2 separate regions of the Homo sapiens genome follow, and region 1 is linked to region 2. The links are chromatin loops, found by intact Hi-C in ENCODE. Cell type or tissue: mammary epithelial cell. All regions are shown on one strand. Each heading gives the region's core, and the rest is flanking DNA. Links, peaks and the distances in the headings are about the cores only.

Evidence for each region. Peaks named below come from ENCODE experiments on the same cell type or tissue, not always from the same donor. Only the 100,000 strongest peaks of a DNase experiment are listed, where the experiment ranks them.
Region 1: a loop joins it to region 2, with 7 times the contacts of the local background. A loop is called at or near these places in 4 of 110 quality-filtered maps.

What each region holds. Positions count from the first base shown.
Region 1 is chr17:11,934,456-11,936,955 of GRCh38, forward strand. The region is part of intron 65 of DNAH9 (dynein axonemal heavy chain 9); the gene reads left to right. Among named protein-coding and RNA genes, the nearest start is that of ZNF18, 62 kb to the right of the region's middle. In mammary epithelial cell, for the core only: a CTCF peak has its summit at 1,521 (motif pointing left); no DNase peak of the experiment used is centred there.
Region 2 is chr17:10,729,591-10,746,799 of GRCh38, forward strand. TMEM220-AS1 (TMEM220 antisense RNA 1) reads left to right here and starts at 187. Exons shown (of 4, transcript NR_073458.1): 1 at 187-310. It overlaps TMEM220 (transmembrane protein 220), which reads right to left and starts at 433. Exons shown (of 6, transcript NM_001004313.3): 1 at 190-433. The coding sequence starts at 261. RefSeq lists enhancers at 1-471, 472-1,058 and silencers at 72-241, 252-491, 4,455-4,640. In mammary epithelial cell, for the core only: a CTCF peak has its summit at 7,681 (motif pointing right); no DNase peak of the experiment used is centred there.

The DNA.
Region 1 (2,500 bases), core at 1-2,500, 1.2 Mb after region 2:
TTTTTTTTGAGATGGAGTCTTGCTCTGGCGCCCAGGCTGGAGTGCAGTGGCGCTATCTCTGCTCACTGCAAGCTCCGCCTCCCGGGTTCACGCCATTCTCCTGCCTCAGCCTCCCGAGTAGCTGGGACTACAGGCGCCCGCCACCAAGCCCGGCTAATTTTATTTTTGTATTTTTTTTAGTAGAGACGGGGTTTCACCCTGTTAGCCAGGATGGTCTTGATCTCCTGACCTCGTGATCCGCCCACCTGGGCCTCCCAAAGTGCTGGGATTACAGGCGTGAGCCGCCGCGCCTGGCCTGACAAAGCCGTTTTTCATGGAGCAAAATTTCAGGCAAGACCTTAGCCAACTTTTGGTAAAGTTTCTGTGGGTGATTCTAAATATCCCTGGAGGAGCATGGTCTTGTGCCAAGATCACTCAGGTCACTCACCCCTCCCACTCCGTGTTGGTGGCTATGAACACAGGCACATACCGCATACGTATGCCACAGTCAGCATTCTCATGAAGGCTTTCTTTTCTTTTCTTTTATGAGACGGAGTCTTGATCTGTCACCCAGGCTGGAATACAGTGGTGCGATCTTGGCTCACTGCAACCTCCGCCTCCCAGGTTCAAGCTATTCTCCCTGCCTCAGCCTCCTGAGTAGCTGGGATTACAGGCCCCCACCACCACACCCGGTTTTTGTATTTTTTAGTGGAGACGGGGTTTCATCGTGTTGGCGAAGCTGGTCTCGAACTCCTAACCTCAGGTGATCCACCTGCCTCGGCCTCCCAAAGTGCTGGGATTACAGGTGTGAGCCAGCACGCCCGGCCTCATGGAGGTTTTCTTACTATTACTTCGGTCTTTTATGTTACTATTACCACAGCTATGTTTAAAGTATTCATCTTTGCCTATTTCACCTTCCATGGAAAACATTCCAAAAGATTTTTTTTTTTTTTTTTTATAAGACGGAGTCTCACTCTGTCACCCAGGCTGGAGTGGAATAGCGCGATCTCGGCTCACTGCAACCTCCGCCTCCCTGGTTCAAGTGATTCTCCTGCCTCAGCCTCCTGAGTAGCTGGGATTACAGGCGTGCGTCACCACGCCCAGCTAATTTTTGTATTTTTAGTAGAGACGGGGTTTCATCATGTTGGTCAGGCTGGTCTCGAACTCCTGACCTCATGATCCTCCCACCTCAGCCTCCCAAAGTGCTGGGATTACAGGCGTGAGCCACCGCGCCCGGCCCGAAAGATATTTTTTAGCAGTTTTTATTGGTAGGCTTTTGAACATGCCTAGAAAAACTCTTGAATATAAAACATAAGGGAAATATTGATCACAGGAATATTAACTGCAAGCTTTAAAAAAATTTCTTTAATTCATTAAACTTAAGGGTAAATCGTAAAAGTCATTTGATCCAGAAAAATTGGACCTATAAGAGGAGATTTAAAACAATAAAGCTCTTTAAGGAAAATAAGAGGAAATGTTTTTAACTACTTCACCAAAGGCAAAAAGGCTTTTCCCGGGAAAATTGTGCAACAGCGTCCCCTAGTGTCCATGGGATAATTCGACAGGAGGCTGGAGCAAGTAACAGGCAAAGGAAGTCTGTTTTTCTTATTCAGCAAGGGTGAAATCGATTTGCACATTTCCAAATGACTGAGGTACACTCTCTTTCTTATACTTCTCTTTAATGTGTTAGTTAATAGATGGTTCTAGGGCATCTACATAGAGTCCAGGCCTGCACAGAACGCTGGAGGAAATACAAAAATGAACATACAGATCGGCCCTTGAGGAATGGGCAATCTATTAGGCTAGGTGTTAATAACACCAAGGAATCGTCAAAATCATATCAGGAACGGAACTTGAGGGATATTTTCCCACCATCGTATAAAGAGCCATGAAGAGGCGCTCAAAACATTCAGAGCCAGGCGCGGTGGCTCCCGCCTGTAATCCCAGAACTTTGGAAAGTCAAGGCTGGAGGATCACTTGAGCTGATGAGTTAGAGACCAGCCCAGGCAACATAGTGAGACCTCATCTCTACAAAAAATAGAAATAAAAAATCGGCTTGAGCATGGTGGCATGTACCTGTATTTCCAGCTACTTGGGAGACTGAGGTGGAAAGCACTTGAGCCTGGGAGGTGGAGGCTTTAGTGAGCTGTGTACTCTACTGTACACTACTGTACTCTAGTTTTTTCAGCAGAGTGAGAGCCTGTCTCACACACACACAATAAAATAAAATAAAATAAAACTGAGCCTTAGCCGCTGGTTAGGATTTTTAGGCATTAGGCATGGCAGACTCTAGCCACTAGCACTGGCCACAGAAAGGAGCTGCTAGGGTGACACATAGTTTCAAAATTTTTTTTATTTGAATACCTTTCACCAGGGGCGCAAACTCTCCAGTTCGCAGCCAATCTCACCTCCTTCGTCCTAAGCCCAATTCACTTGTTTATTTTGCATGTGCCATCCCATGTACATGTTCAGGTTTGTCATATCTGATTTAGATGGAGGGGAGAGAAAAGAAGGAAAGGTC
Region 2 (17,209 bases), core at 6,673-9,172:
CCATGAACACATCCGCGTCTCTTAGACGGGGGAGAAAGTGGGGGCTCCCCAAGCAGAAAGCCCAAGTCCCGTCCTCCCCACTAACTGTGCGCCCCTGCGACTCTGCCCGCTAGTCAGTTACACGGCCCGCTAGGCCAGGGGGCGGAGCTGGGAGCCGGGCGGGTCCCCCTCCCACCGCGGCCGCCTGACCTGCACCAAGGCCGCCAGCGCGAAGAAGGCGGCCATGAGTCCGTTGCAGGCCCGCCACAGCGCTGGCGCCATGGCTCGGAGAACACGGCGCGGGGCGGTGAGTCCTGCCACGTGCGGGGCGGTGAGTCCTGCCACGTACGGTCCGCCTTCCTCCTTGCGCGGAGGGACCGAGACCCCCGCCTCGGTTTCGGTGCCTTGGGGACACTGCCGTGGCCGTCGCTCCGCCCGGGGGCGGGGAGCGAAGGGCGTGGGTGTAGCCCCCACTCAGCGACCCATTCAGCCCGCCCCGAACGCCGCGGGGTGTAGGCGGCGCCGTCCTGGTTTCGCGGATGGGAAAGCGAGTCCCTCAGGGAGCGCAGGTCTCGGTGGTGGACGGAAGTCGAATTTGAACCCGTATAGGTTCAACTCCAAACCCTGTTTTCACTAAAGCTACCTTCCTCACAAAAAAAAAAAAAAAGAAGAAAGAAAAAAAAGAAGGAAAAAAGGAAGGAAGGCAGGCGGGAGGGGAGAGAGGAAGAAAGAGAAAGAAAGAAAAAGAAAGAAGGAAAGAAAGGGCTGGGCGCAGTGGCTCACGCCTGTAATCCCAGCACTGTGGGAGGCCGAGGTGGGCGGATCACCTGAGGTCAGGAGTTCGAAAGCAGCCTGGCCAACATGGTGAAACCCCGTATCTCTACTAAAAATACGAAAAAATTAGTCGGGCGTGGTGGCGGGAGCCTGTAATCCCAGCTACTCAGGAGGCTGAGGCAGGAGAATTGCTTGAACCCGGGCGGCGGAGGTTGCAGTGAGCCCAGATTGTGCCACTGCACTCCAGCCTGGGCAACAAAGCGAGACTCCTCAAAAAAAAAAGGATAAAAATTGTTTTTACAAAAATAAGAAAGAGAAAGAAAAAGAGATGTGTGTGTGTGTGTGTGTGTGTGTGTGTGTGTGTGTGTGTGTGTTCTGTTTAGTATTTATGCATTTCCTTCCAAAGCTCAGGAACTTTCAAATCCCTGTAAGCATTATGGTAATTTCTAGAGTGACGACAGTTATATTAACATCTTATACGGCTCACAGCTTTTCGGCAGACAGGCTCATTTATCTTCATGGGCTTTTATTATAAAAGATATTTACATATTATACATATTTACAATTCTCTCCCACCACCAAAACCAACAAAATTTCCAAAATTGCTCATGAATTTCTTATGAACCGAAGACACTGAAATATTCACTGTTCTCCCCTAGTCTGTCTGGTCTTTTTCTGTTTTGTAATTCGCCCTTCTGCTTAGTTCCTCCCCGGGCTCATTTACACATCCATAGGCCTCATTTCTGCTGTTCTAAAGAGTCTTTATCGCTTCAAATCAGGAGCTTCTGTGCCTGTCCTCTTTTCCTTTGAGCTAAATCTCCTAAAACTGTCTAGTTTTTTTTTTCTTTCCCTCTCAGTTTCATTCTTTTCACGAAACACTTATTTCAAGAACGTTGTCTGCTCTGTGCCTGGTGCTGGGACCGTGAAGGTCCCGTGCCGGGACTAGGCAGGGAGCCTGGCGGCTGGCGGGGGTGGGCACCCGTGTTTGCAGAGGTGGGGTGGGGACAGCGGGGACCAGCACTGGGTGGAGTTCCACAGCTAAATCAGCCCTGGGATTGGAAACAAGCGAAGACTATTCTCACTGTGCTTTTCCTTACATAAAAGAAAAAAATGAGAGCGAGAGTGCTAGGGGCTGACTTGCATTCCCCCTGCACCCCCAATTCATATGCTGAAGCCCTAACCCCCAGTGCCTCAAAATGGGACTGCATTTGCAGACAGGGACTTGACAGAGATGATTAAGTTAAAATGAGGTTATAGGGTGGACCCTAATCCAATATGACTAGTGTCCTGATACGAAGAGGGGACAGTTACAGAGGGAAGACCACATGGGCACACAGGGAGAAGACGGCCGTCTGCAAGCCAAGGGGAGAGGCCTCATGAGAAACCAACCCTACCAACATCCTGAATTTGGACTTCCAGCCTCCAGAACTGTGAGAAAATAAATTTCCGTTGTTTAAGCCACCTAGACTGTGGTACTTTGTTGGGACAGTCCTAGCAAATTAATACAGGGAATGATTATAATACCCACAAGGAAACAATGGCATGGAAGTGCTTTTAAGCTCTTGAATGCCATACAACCACCATGAAGTTTTATAGTTTTCACTGTTGTCTGGGACTTTCTTTTTTTATTTCTATTTTTTTGAGACAAAGTCTTGCTCTGTTGCCCAGGCTGGAGTGCAGTGGCACGATCTCAGCTCACTGCAACCTCTGCCTCCTGGGTTCAAGTGATTCTCCTGCCTCAGCCTCCAGAGTAGCTGGGACTACAGGCGCCCACCACCATGCTGGGCTAATTTTTGTATTTTTTTTAGTAGAGATGGAGTTTCACCATATTGGCCAGGCTGGTCTCGAATTCCTGACCTCATGATCTGCCTGCCTCGGCCTCCCACAGTGCTGGGATTACAGGCATGAGCCACTGCACCCGGCTGGGACTTTCAAAGTCACCTTAGTGAGCGTCTGTTGGTTTTGCCTTTGCAGGGTTCAGTCCCCTTTCTTCGAGGATCAGTGTCTTTAGTACTGTGGATTACCACATGCACTATGGGTGGATGTGGACTACAGGGTTGACCGTGCTCCCCTCCTTTTGGGGATAGGCAGGTGACTTTGGCCTGCCAGCTGACATATCCCATTCTGTTGACCACTGTGATTGGGTCTAGGATGGGTATAGGATCCAAATTGCCCAGATTCAATCCTAGGACCTATATGGGACTTAGGTTGTCAGTAAAGGACAACCTCAGTTGAACTGAATTTTGGATCATCAATGATGTGTTCCAAATATTTGCTAAATCTGGCAATCCTACTCACACTATTAAAGAGAAGCTTTCTTTGTGATGAATGTGTAGAGCTGGTAGAATGTGAGCCTGGAGCTGTCAGGAGAAAGCCTCACAGGGAGAAAGGCTTTCTGCAGGTGAAGTTTAAAAGCCTGGATCCAGCCATGCCTGAAAATGGAAGAATCTCACAACCAACAGAGTCTCTTCTTTACATAAGCCCGTGTGAATTGGGTTTTTGTAATTTGCAACAAAGAATGATGACTTGTAAAGTCATGATTCAATAGTTAAGGCAATGTGTGAAATCCTTGCAAACCTCCTGCTATAGGTTTGTCCAGGCTTTGCAGAGACACGGAAGAGAAGGCTTAGTCTGAAAAGTAATGAAAAATACGTTTAAATGAATCCAATATCTCAGACAGCTCTGCTTGAAGAGTAATTTCATTTCCCTTTTTAGCAAAAGGCTATGATACAATACTGCAGAGAAGATGAGGTTTTAAAGGCAGTAGGGTCTTGTCAAAGCTGGCTTCCCTCTGCAGAAAGGGCAGCACAAAGGACCCTTCATCCTGCTGGACACTCCCTGGCTGCCCAGTCAGTGACAGCATCATAAAAGCAATTGAGCCACAGGAGTGAGGTGAGCTGGACTCACTTCCCCGCTGGAATCCGAGAATGGCTGGACATCTGCCCTCTGAGAACTTGGAAATAGAGGTGCTTGCTTATTCCCTGAGAGTAGGGTTGTTAATCCAATGCTAAGAGTTGGAGCAGAGACAGGAAGCTCATATAAAGACACAAATGGCCTCCCAGGGTCACAGGATTGAGAGAGAGAAAATGAATGCATGAAAGTACGTAAAAGAAGAATGTCAGCAAAGGAGGATTGATGGGCTTGGAGGCTTCAAGTTAGGTCATCTGAAAGGCAAGCGTAGACCAAGTCCATCCTCACACAGACTGGAGAGAGTGCTTTGCTCCACCAGATGTGGACACTCACATTTCTTGGTCGGGCCAACCTCTTTGGGGCTTATGTGGGTTGAAAATTTCACAGGCTCAACCCTCCCCTTGCTGTGATTCCAGAAGGCCAATTTTGGAGACTTTGGCTTCCCACCTAGCTGGCCTACAGAGTGGAGAACATGTGGCTCTCTGAGCCAGGTGCATTTCAAAGTGTGTATCAATGGAATGCCCATGCCATTCTCTTTTATAGACTTGTTTTCCTTTTAGTAGTCTCCATTATCTGTCCTTCCAGGTGTGGTCAGCTACTCCGGAATGTGGCAGGGGTGGAGGCCGGACAAAGTCTGAAACAGGGTCATCACCAGTGAGTGGCTCCTGCCTGTGCTCTATGTCCAGAGTGTGTGTGTGCTGGTGATGCTCCCAAGGTGACATATTGGGAACAAGGATTACAAGGATCAGAAACTGCTGCCCATGCCGTCTACCTCCCTCTGTCCAGCACACCAGATCAGCAAAGGCCAAGCCATGCTGTCTCCAGGCTCTGCTGATTCCATGTGAATGAAGTGTTGGGGCAGGAAAGGGTTGGAACAGAACAGTGGAGGAATTCTACTAGGAGCAGTGGACGAATTCTACTAGGAGCTAGACAGCCTTCTGCTAAAATATTTGAAATCAGAAAAGCACCTCGCCACGGCAAGGATTGATTTGCTTCTACAAAACCCATCTAGTCTCTATGAAGGACTTGGGTTTCTACTGTTAGCAAAATATAGCCCGTGTTATGAAAGTCTTAAAGCTTACGCATATTGATGGACAATGAAAAACACTTGGCTTGAATAATGTTCCTCAAATATCCCCTTATGCCACTGAAAGGAGAATATGGTTAAATGAACCCTCTGCGTGTATTTATATCCACCCTATTCATTGGCATGAAACACTCAGTGAGCCATTTATTCTATCCATTTATTCTGTCCATTTATTCAAGACTTCCTACGTGTCAGGCACTATGCTAATAACTGAGGATGTGACTGTGACCTCACGGGACACGGTGTTTGCCCTTGTAGAGCTTACAGGCCAAACAATAATTACACGAATAGGTAGGGGTTCCAGCCAACAATGGTGGTGATGCTGAGAAGGAGAAGTGAGGCTGCTATGGGAATGTGTGAAACCAGAGAATCTGACCTCTTCCCAGGGGTTCCAGAAACCTCCTGAGGAGGTGATTTTCAGGTGTGCCCTGAAAGATGAATGGGTGAGGACAGGTGAAGACTTTATGGACCAGTGCTTAAAGCCGAGAGAGAAGTGCTTATGAGAAGACCAAATCCTGAAGGTCTTCAGGGCCTGGCAAAGAATGAGAGTACAAGTAGACATAGATGAGGCTAGCACAATGCAGGTAAAGAGTTTGGTTTTATCCTGGCTGGGTGTGGTGGCTCACGCTTGTAATCCCAGCACTTTGGGAGGCCGAGGCAGATGGATCATCTGAGGTCAGGAGTTCAAGACCAGCCTGACCAACATGGTGAAACCCCATCTCTACTAAAAATACAAAATTAGCCAGGCACAGTGGCGCATGCCTATAGTCCCAGCTACTCAGGAGGCTGAGGCAGGAGAATCACCTGAACCCAAGAGGCGGAGGTTGCAGTGAGCCGAGATCACGCCATTGCACTCCAGCCTGGGCAACAGAGTGAAACTCCATCTCAAAAAAAAAAAAAAAAGTTTGGTTTTATCCCAAGTGTGCTGAAGAGCCCCTGGAGCACTGAGTGGGGAGAGCATGATGGGAGGTGTGCTTGGGCTGCCCCGTGGAGGAGGATGCACTGGGGAGAGCCCAGAGAAGAAGCAGAGACTGGCCATGAGGTGCTTGCAGTAGGCCAGGAGAGAGATGATGCTGGCCAGGGCTAACAGGGTAGCAGTGGCCATGGAGGGAAAGAAGCACGAATGAGTGACATTGGGGAGATAAAGTCAATCAGACTGTATGCAGGGAATAAAAAAATGCCTCCACTCCTTATGACAAAGTTAAGTTTTCAAGGCTGGGTGTGGTGGCTCACACCTGTAATCCCAGTACTTTGGGTGGTCAAAGTGAGAGGATCACTTGAGCCCAGGAGTTCAAGACATCCTGGGCAACAGAGCAAGACTCCATCTCTACAAAAAAATTTTAAAAAATTAGCTGGGTATGGTGGCATGTGCCTGTGGTCATAGCTTCTTGGGAGGCTGAGGCGGGAGGATTGCTTGAGTCCAGGAGCTCGAGGATGCAGTGAGCTGTGATTTGCACCACTGCATTCCAGCCTGGGTGACAGAGCAAGACCCCATTGAAAAAAAAAAAGGACTTTCAAAATCATACATGGCAGATTACACAATAAATAAAAATAATTGATAGAAAGTACTTAAAAAAACAAGTTTTTGATTCTGCATGGCTGAGAACAGACTGCAGAAGGTAGGTGAGCTCTTCAAGGGAATGGCAAAGCACTTCCCAGTGTTGCCTTTGCTCCGTCCAGAATCGCTGAGTGTCAGCCTGTGCTAGCACCTACCTGGCCTCAATTAGAGTCGCCTGATCTCCTTAGGTGGGACTGTGGATGCTCTTCTCCTTATACTTTCACTTTTTTTTTCCCTTTATGGAAATTCTTAGTTTTTTTTGGGTGTGTGGGTTTTTTTGTTTTTTTTTTTTTGAGACAGAGTTTCGCTCTTGCTGTCCAGCCTGGAATGCAATGGCAGGATCTTGGCTCACTGCAACCTCCACCTCCTGGGTTCAAGCGATTCTCCTGCCTCAGCCTCCCGAGAAGCTGGGATTACAGGCATGCGCCACCACACCCAGCTAATTTTTTTGTATTTTTAATAGAGATGGGGTTTCTCCATGTTGGTCAAGCTGGTCTTGAACTCCTAACCTTAGGTGATCCGCCCACCTCGGCCTCCCAAAGTGCTGGGATTACAGGCGTGAGCCACCGCACTTGGCTGGAAATTCTTAGTTTTAATCTCGCAATAATTGTTCTGTGTGTATGTGTGTTGTTCATGCTCCTAGACTATGCCACAAATTTCAGAAGGTAAGGACTATAACCTGTTAATTTTTTCTTCTCTCCAGTAGCACCTGACATACCTGGATATAAACAATATCCAAGGTGAGTGGGGATACAATGAAATGTTGTAGGAATATTGGGTTTGGTGGTGGGGGATGTAATAGGTAGCGTCTTGAATTTACTGAGTTAGGCAGTATTCTAATCACTTCATATATATTAACTCGTCTTGTGCCCACAACAGATCTATTAGGTAGATAGTACTATCATCCCCATTTTATGGATAGAGAAACAAAGGCATACACTAGCTTTTAAGTACCCTGGTTAAGCAATAAGTGAGTCAGAAATTAGACTTCTTCAAGCTCATGGTGAGGCCTTCTGCAGGTTTATGAAGGGAGTGAGTGAAGTGGGCTCTCTCTCCCATGAGAGTGGAGCATTTAACTCAACAGCTACCCTGTTTCCATGAACTGGAGAGGGTGGAAGGGGTCATCTGTAGACCAGGGGCTCAATTCTCCAAAGGCTGAAGGGGTGATGTTTGAGGTCCTCCTTTGATGCCATTCTTCTTATGTCTTAGCTATTTTAAAGACCAGGAAGATTCTCCACTCATGCCCTTGACTTTTAGAGCCAATTAGATGAAGCTGTATTTGGAGGTAGGAAGAGAAGTTGAGTGACTTTGAAGCCATCTTCTCTCTGATCTTGACTTTCTGATTTTGGCCTGGGCTGTTGGAATTGTATGTGTCCACAAGATGGCGGACTTCTGCTGGGAATGGAGTCGTGCGGGCATGGAACGAAGGAGGGGAGGAGGGAAGAGTGGGCTGTGCCTCCCCTTGGCTCTCCCAGGAAGCCTGTGATGTAGACTTCTGGGTGGGTACGAGGTTGGCATCAGCTGGAGGTGAAGAAGTGCAAACAGAGCTTTACACTTGATCTTAACCAATAGGCGGAGAAGTGATTCAAATAGAACTTTGTACCAGGAAATATTCATCCCCAAACAAGGGTGTTGCAAGAAAAGAGCTAAGCTTTGCTGTGGTGCTGGCAGAGCTTGAAACTGCCACCCCAGTACTCCAGGAAATTCAGATATGCTTGAGAGGAGCAATCACTTCTAATGTAGGCGTACTCTAAAAGTAAATGATGATAACAACTATGAATTGATGAGTATTTACTGTAAGCCCAGCTACGGCCCTTTCACCTCCTGATATCTGAAAGCCACCACAATTTCTGAATTTTTACGTGTAAACTCATACCCACCCTCCTATCCCACAAGACCTGAGCCCCTCCGGTTTCCCTCTCTCACCCATTCAAGTGCTCCTTGTTATCAGTTGCTTAGGGCTGCCTTAGCAAATTATCACCAGCTTGCCTTAAAAGTAGGGGAATTTATTCTTTCACAGTTCTGTAGGCCAGGTACCCAAAGTCAAAGTGTCAGCAGGACTGCACTCCCTCTGAGGGCTCTGGGGTAAAGTCCTTTCTTGCTTTGACAGCTTCCAGTGGCTCCTTGTGGCCACATGACTCCAATCTCTTCACGTTACCTTCTCTGTGTCTGTCCTTCTGCTCTTCTTTTATAAGGCAATGTATCATCAGATTCAGGACCCACTTGGACAATGCAGGATGTCTCATCTTGAGATCCTCAATGTAATGTTTGCAAAGACCCTTTTGCCAAATAAGGTCCCATTCACAGGTCCCAGGGGTTAGGATGTAGACATCTCTTTATGGGAGCCACCATGATCATTGTAGAAACCTGGAAGTTATTCCTGACACCTCATCTTTCCTCCTCTCTCAGTCCACCACTGATTCTGGTGAACTTTTCTGCTCAGTAGTCCCCCATTTTTATTGCTGACACCTGGTCCCAGCGATCAGCATTTCCCCTCTTTGAACACATTAACCTCCTAACTGGCTTCCCACCCTGTTATGGACTGACTTGTGCTCCCCCTGCACTCCCTAGTTCATAAGTTGAGTATTTGGAGATAGGGCCTTTAAGGAGATAATGAAGGCCAATGAGGGAGTAAGGGTCGGGCCCTAATCCCACAGGGCTGGTATCCTTACAGGAAGAGGAAGAGGCTCCAGAGCTGGCTCTCTCCTGGCCCACACAGAGGAAAGGCCATGTGAGGACACAGGGAGAAGAGGGCATTTATAAGCCGGGAAGAGAGGCCTCACCGGCCACCAACCCTGATGGAACCTTGATCTTGGACTTACAGCCAGCAGAGCTATGAGGAAATCAATGTTTAAGCATCATCCTAGTCTGTAGTGCTCTGGCAGCCTGAGCAGAAGAATACTTACTCTGTGCTCCGTCCCACCCAGTCTCCACACTGCAGCCAGTGACTGTATGAGACACAAATCTCCAATTTCTGCTTAAGACCCTCCCTCCCTCCCTCCCTCTCCTCCCTCCCTCCCTTCCTCCCTTCCTCTCCTCCCTCCCTCCCTTCCTCTCCTCCCTCCCTTCCTCTCCTCCCTCCCTCCTTCCCTCCTTCCCTCCCTTCCTCTTCTCTCTTCCACTCTCCTTCCCTTCCTCTCCTCCTTCCCTTCCTCTCCTCCTTCCCTTCCTCTCCTCCTTCCCTCCCTTCCTCTCTCCGTTCCTCTGTCCCTCCCTTTTTCTCCTCCTTCCCTCCCTTCCTTTCCTCCCTCCCTCCCTTCCTCTCCTCTCCTCTCTTCCTCCCCACTCCCTTCCTCCCTTCCTCTCTCCTCCCCTCACCTCCCTTCCCTTCCCTTCCCCTTCCTTCCTTCCTTCCTTCCTTCCTTCCTTCCTTCCTTCCTCCCTCCCTTCCTTCCTCCCTCCCTCCCTCGCTTCCTCCCACAGATGGATCCAAGGCACTCATCTAAGCACTAAGGATATAGCAGTGAACGAAACAGACAACTCCCACCTGATGTTCTTGTGTGAAGCTTACCTTCCAGCACCCCTCACTGCCTATGGCTCTGGGGTTAAAAACCAACATTTGAACCTGGTCTGCAAAGCCCTGCGTACTCAGAGCACTGCCCAGCCTGGTCAGCCTCCACTTGTTCCAGCTCACCTTCCTTCTTCACCACTTCACGTGCACACACACACACACACACACACACCCCTGGCCCTGTGGTTACACAGCCTCTTCAGTCCTTCCAAAGGGCAGTGCTTCTGCCCTCCAGAGAGCTTTCAGACACTGCATTTCCTTCTGTCGGGAAGGGTCCCGCTTTGCCTACTTTGTCCTCTTTCCACTCTTAGCCTCCTTACGTAAGCCTGTCACAGGCTCTTAGCAGCTGTCACATCTCCCTTGCAGCACTGACCACAATGGCCATTAAATAATTAACTGTACAATTAGTTGTTTAGTGTCTGTGTAGCCCACAGAACAACAGGCCCATGAGAACAATCTCTCTCTCTGCTTTTGGTTCCTGCTACCTTCCCAGGCTTAGCGGGTTGAACTCGGTGGGTTCTTATTAACTATTGCTACAGGAAAGAGCCAAGGAATAAATGAATTATTTAAATCCTAATAAGCCCCTCCTATCCTTTAGATATTTTTGTTCCCAGTTTATAGATGTAAAAGTAAGGTGCAGGTGCAGGGTGGTTAGGTAACTGGCCCAAGGTCACCCACTTAGTAACAGTGGAGACTGAAGTAGAAATCCAGAGCTTTCTGATTTCAAAGATCAGGCTCTAAACAGCCACGACTCAAGCCCAGTTTGCTTTAAATGATGATGAGAGAATTCTTAACAGAAAGTCAGAAGCATCCTAACTAGAAATTCATGAAAGAATAATTTTATTTTATTAAAAGAATTATTGCAATCAACAAGAGAATGGATAAACAAACTGTGATATAATTACATAATGGAATACCACTAGCAAAAAAGAGAAACAGACTACTAACATGCTGTCGCATCCATGAATTGCAAAAACATGCTGAACCAAAGAAGCCAGACACAGAAGACTACATGCTGTGTGACTCTATGTGAAATTCCAGAAGAGGCAAAAACCATGGATGTGAGAGCCATTAGGTCAGTAGTTGCCTTTGGGGTGAGACAAGGAGTGTCTGGGAAAGAGAATAAGGGAATTTTCTGGGGTGATGATAATGTTCTGTATCTTGATGGAGATTTCAGTAACCTATTTGTGTATGTATTTGTCCAAAGTCAGCATCCATACTCATGAGATATGTTAATTTCTCTCTTTGCAAATTATATCTGGAAAACCAAACAAACTCTTAAACCAATATTGAACTGTAGTTTGTGACATGCATGCTGAAGTGTTTGGGGTGACGCGTACTGACGTCTGTAGCTTGCTTAGAAAATAAGATGGATGCTGGTGGACAGAGGGAGGAATGCATGGACAGACGCGGGGTAAAGCGAGGAGAGTAAAATGGTACATGTAGAGTCTAGTGGGGGGGGGGTGTGGGTGTTCACTGCTCAAAACTTTCCAACTTTACTGTATGTTTGAAAATTTTCATTATAAAATGTCAAAAAAAAGTTCATGACCAGCCTGGCCAACGTGGTGAAATCCCGTCTCTACTAAACATACAAAAATTAGTTGGGCGTGGTGGCAGGTGCCTGTAATCCCAGCTACTTGGGAGGCTGAAGCAGGAGAATCGCTTGAATCTGGCGGGCAGAGGTTGCAGTGAGCCGACATGAAGCCACTGTACTCCAGCCTGGGTGACAGAGTGAGACTTCATCTCAAAAAAAAAAAAAATCAGTCAAAAAAAAATACAGTAAGCTGAAAAAATGCATTTCAAAAGCAGCTAATGTTTATGGTAATCAGTAAACAATCCAAAGATGCATGCTAGAAAATTATTCACCGTTTTTTATTAAAGGGGATGATTGGCAGGGAGAATGTGGAGAAGAGGCCCAGGAGTGGGGTTGGGAGATGCCTAATTCTTGGCAGGATCTGGAAGAAGAGGCAGCTGGTGGGATCTTCTTCAGGGTAGAGAGGTTACAGAATACGAGACTGAGCCTTTGAGGGCAGCCACCTCCTCCCTGAGGCCTCTGGGGTGGCAGTTAGTTCTCAAAGCTTGTTTCATTTATGGTCCAGCACCATAAGTGCTGTTGCTGACATTATTGGCTTGGCAGTGAAATCAAGCCTGCGCCCTTGGGGGCGGTGCGGGGGTCTTGCCCGGATGGTCGATGTGATGGTGTCAATGGCAGAAGGAGGCTGGAGACGTGGGCACTCTAATCTGATCCCCAACATTCACTGGTTATGTGGCCCTGGGTGCATCACTGAACCTCCTCTGGCCTCTGTTGCCTTATCTGTAAAATGAAGACAATAATATTTAGCTTGCAGGGCTGGTATCAGAATTACATATTCTGACATTATCAAGGTCAGCTGTGTGTTGCCAAGTCTGAGGTCAAGCCTCAGTCCCCTGTTGCTCCCTTTATCAGTGGCTTGTGACACAGTTGATCAGGCCCTCTGCCTTGAAACACTTGGTGCTCTCTGCCAGGGGACATCACTCTCTCTTAGGTCTCTCTTAACCTCCCGGGCTACTCTTCCTCAGCCTCCTTTGGTGAATCCTTCTCTGGTGAATCCTCCTCTTCGCCCAAATCACAAGTTGGGCTAACCCCGGGGCCCAGTCCTCAGCCCTCTTTTGGGCTCTCCTTACACCCTGCCCCATTTCCTATGCAGTTTCTGTTCAAACAGGTCCAAAGCCAAATCTTGGATACCCTGCCCACAACCAGCTCCTTTCTTTGTAAGTCTTCTTCTCTTTCTAAATGGCACCATCAGTTCTCCCGGTTGCTCCAGCCACAATCTTGGAAGCATCTTTGACCTATTTTTCTCCTCCATGCTTAATTCAACAACAAATCTCATTGCTTCCACTTTGGAAACATATCTGCAATTGGGCGACTCCTGTCCACCCTCATGGTTAGGAGCCTAACCCAAACCCTAACACCTCGTACCTGGACTGTGGCATCTGCTATCTGCTGCCTAACCAGTCTCTCAGCTTCCACTCTTGTCTCCCTAAACCCTGTTTTCCTCACAGTAACTAGAATTGTCCTTAATGCATAGAATCATGACTCTCCTTCATCTCAAAGCTCTCCAACAGCTTCAGAATAAAATCCATGTCCCCAGGATGCTCCCAGGGCCTGTGACCCCTCTGGACTCATGCCCTCCTTCTGCTCATTCTGCTCCATCACTGCTCACTTCCCAGCTACCCCTCCAACACACCAATGCGCCCCCACCTCACGGCCTCTCCCTGCGCCGTGCCCTCCACTGGATTGCCCTTCCCTTGATATCTAGAAGGCTGAATCTCCCACCGCTTTTAGATTCCTGCTCAAATTGCACCTCATCTTTTTTTTTTCTTTATAAATTACTCTGTCTTGGGTATGTCTTTATTAGCAGCTTGAAAACGGACTAATACACCTGTCCAGGCTACCTTCACAGTGGGTTCACTTATGAAACCCATCGTCTTACATCCATAATAATGGTTTACTCTATTTAGTGTAAATGAGGAAGCTATGTGATAATAGCTGGAATCTTCTGTCTAAGAGGAAGAAAAGAAACCAAAGTAACCATAGCTTATACAGAAGAAATGACAGCACTTAAGAGATGAAGTCCGGAACAAAGTCTGGGTATTAAGCCATAGAACATCCTTATAGGAACTTGGACCTGTCACCTGCAGCAATTTGGTCACAACTCTGCATATGTAATGAGCATGTAAATAAATTCTCCTTTACTCCTGGAGAAGATGTTACTGATCTGCTACCAGCTGAACACATGTTTGTAGTAGGGATGACAGGTTCACCGGATCTATCTCTCCCTAATCTGGTTTCCTTTGTGACCGGTCGCTTGTCTTTCTTTGCAAGGCAGCTGGCCAGGGTTGTAGAAATTGCACCTCATCTTAGAGTCTCTCTCGACTCCTCTATCTGAAATTGCATGCTATTTCAATCTCCTCGTTCTGCTTTTTTTTTTTTTTTTTTTTTTGCTTTCCTTGTTGCTTGGCATGGTGTATTTACTTGCTCATTAAAAAGATTATGTGTCTTCCTACTTGAACGTGAGCCACGTGACAAAAGGGACTTCACATATATTCCTTATTGCTGTATCCGCAACACCTAGGACAGAGCCTGGCGCCCAGTGGTTTGCCAATAAAGGTTTGTAGGATGGACGAGTGAGTAAAAAAAAAATGGCTCGCTTAGTGCCTAGCCTAGAAAATGCACCCACAAAATGATTATTGTATCATAATAATGGTCCTTTATGGAGAAAATGGGCCAAATTAGAGGGGAAGAACTTGATTCTGATCTTAAAGTTAGATCCTGAATGGAAAAATACTTAATCCCTTGGGCAGTTTCATCATTAGTATGAATCAGAGGTTCCTTTTCTGGCATGGAAGATAGATTGTCATTTGATCCAGAAATTACTGCCCAGAACTTTCCTGGCCAATAGTTCTGTTCTCCTGCCTAAATTCCTTCTTCATCTGACTCCAGATTCCCTGTTTCTGCCTAGGGTGCATTCATTCCTCCCTCCCTCCCTCCCTCCCTCCTTCTCTTCCTTCCTTCCTTCCTTCCTCCTTCTTTCTCTTTTTCTTTCTTTTTTTCTCTTTCTTTCTTTCTTTCTTTCTTTCTTTCTTTCTTTCTTTCTTTCTTTCCTTCTTTCTTTCTTTCTTTCTTTCTTTCTTTCTTTCTGTCTTTCTCTCTCTCTCTCTCTTTCTTTTTTGGAATCGGGGTCACACTCTGTCATTCAGGTTTGAGTGTAGTGCTTCTGTCATAACTCACTGCAGCCTCAACCTCCTGGGCTCAAGTGATCCTCCTGCCTCAGCCTCCCAAGCAGCTGGGACTACAGGCACACACCGCCATACCCAGCTAATTTTTAAATTTTTTGTAGAGATGAGGTTTTGCTATGGGGCCTGCGTGCATTTCTTTGAAATGACCCTGAGCATGCTACCACCCAGTGATTCCACCCCTAAGGCATAAAGCTTTCCAGTGGCTGCAATGCAAGACCCTGTCTTAAAAAAAAAAAAAAAAAAAAAAAAAGACAGCGCTGTTACACATTTCAACAGAGCCGTTTAAAAGACATTTATCAGAATTCTGCTGAGCAGGCTTTGAAATTAGTTCTGCTCAGATATTGGAACTTCTTATCTCCGCAGACAAATAGATACAGCCCCGTGTACTGTGGGCAGGAAGTGGGCCTTTGATCTCTGTGGGGAGACCTGCTTTATATATAGCACTTTAAAAAATCGAATTATGTTCTGTGTAAGTTTATTTTGAGGACGTCATACTCTATGGAAACAAGTAGGATTCCTTTATCAGAAAGGAGATTGTAGGTTCTACAATCACAGAACAAATATACGGTGCCTGCTCTGCTGATCATACAGTGACTGTTTGATGAAGTTCAAATACTTGATGGAAAGGAGCAAAACAGAGGAGGATATTGATACACACACACACACACACACACACACACGCACACATAGGCATAGATTGTGGGGAGAGGGAAAGAGAGAAAGGGAGAGAGACAGGGAGGAGGGGAGAGAGGGAAAGGGGGAGAAGGCGAGGAAAAGGGTGGGAGGGAGAGGGAGAGAGACAAAATAACTCTTCAAATTTGAGAGAGATGGAAAGGATTCCAGCTGATGACAGCTACGGGCTTTACTGTATTTTACTTCTGCACCTAGTTGGTGAGCTAGGAGCTAGGGGCAGAGTAAGAGTTATTATTTCCTTCCTTTTATTTTTCTCTTTTTAGCTTCTAGCCTATCTGGGCAGAAAATAATCTGTCACCAGCCTGGCCCAACCAACAAGCAGAGCCCTGAGATGGGCAGGGAGCATTTGGTCCCCTGTGAGTTGTAGGAGGTTACCCTGAAATCTGAGAGGTGACATGGCTTACCAGGATCCCAGAGCGAGTGGAGTGGGGACCCCCCCTGGAATCTTACAGTTCAGACTCTCAACCCCCCTGCTTCTGTCCACACATACACAGGAGATTTTCAAACAACGCTCCTTGAGAGGGAGGAGGGAGGTGCCGAGGCAGCTGTGACTCTCACGCCCATCTTTAATCAGAGCGGCTCCACTCAGACTTAAAAAAAAATGTTAGTTCATGTCTTTTACTGACTCATACACAATTACTTGTCTTCTGGTTTGTTGAAGCAATCAGTCAGACAACAATTTGCCACAGTAATTTCGCTCCAAGTGGCTGGCCATAAACACTCCAGTGCCACAATCATCTGAAGGGCATTTCCAAAGAAGGCAAGTAATTTGGCCATTCTCATCCATTTTCTAGTATTTCAAGTCAGCCAGTTAACCTTCTTTCTCTCCTGCTTTTCTTCTTGGGAGTGGTGTAAGATTTCTTCATTTTGTTAGCACCACCATGAAGTCTTACCACAGGATGAAGAGTAGACTTTTTTTGAAAGTTGTAGTCAGCTGGGCGCGGTGGCTCACGCCTGTAATCCCAGCACTTTGGGAGGCCAAGGCGGGTGGATCACGAGGTCAGGAGTTCGAGACCAGCCTGGCCAAGATGGTGGAACCCAGTCTCTACTACAAATAAAAGAAAATCAGCCGGGCGCGGTGGCTCATGCCTGTAATCCCAGCACTTTGGGAGGCCGAGGTGGGGGATTGCTTGAGCTCAGGAATTCAAGATGAGCCTGGGCAACATGATGAAACCCTGTCTCTACTAAAAATACAAAAATCAGCCAGGCATGGTGGTGTGTGCCTGTAATCCCAGCTACTTGGGAGGCTGAGGTGGGAGCATCACTTGAGCCTAGAAGGTGGAGGTTTCAGTGAGCCAAGATTGTGCCACTGCATTCCAACCTGGGAACCTGGGTGACACAGCAAGACTCTCTCTGAAGAAAGGAAGGAAGGGAGGGAGGGAGGGAGGGGAAAGAGAGAAAGAAAAGAAAGAAGAAAGAAAGAAAGGAAGAAAGAAAGAAAGAAAGAGTCAAAGTACATCCATCTTTTTCTTCCAGTTGCTTTCCAGCAAAGATCCGCCTTTGCTGATCAAGAGGAATTCCTTTCTTATTCTGGGTCTTGGCCTTTACATTTTCTGTCATATCCAAGGGTTCGACCTTGAGGATGACGGTCTTCCCCGTAAAGATTTTTATTAAAAAATCTGTATTTTGGTGGCGGTTCCACTGCAGATGGCAGATTGAAAAGCCAGAATATTTTCTGCATTCAGGATCTTGTAGTAGGTTGACAGAAAAAAAAGAGGTTTGAAAATACAACAAAGGGAAGGTACATTAGAAAGGGTAGTCCACACTAAAAGACTGGGAAAACCTAGTAACTAAGAACACAGATTCTAGAACTGGACTCCGTGGATTCAAATCCCAGCTATGCCTCATATGATTTGCATTTCTTTATCTGTAAAATGGATAGATGGAAGCAGCTGTACCTCCTAGGGTTGAGAGTGTT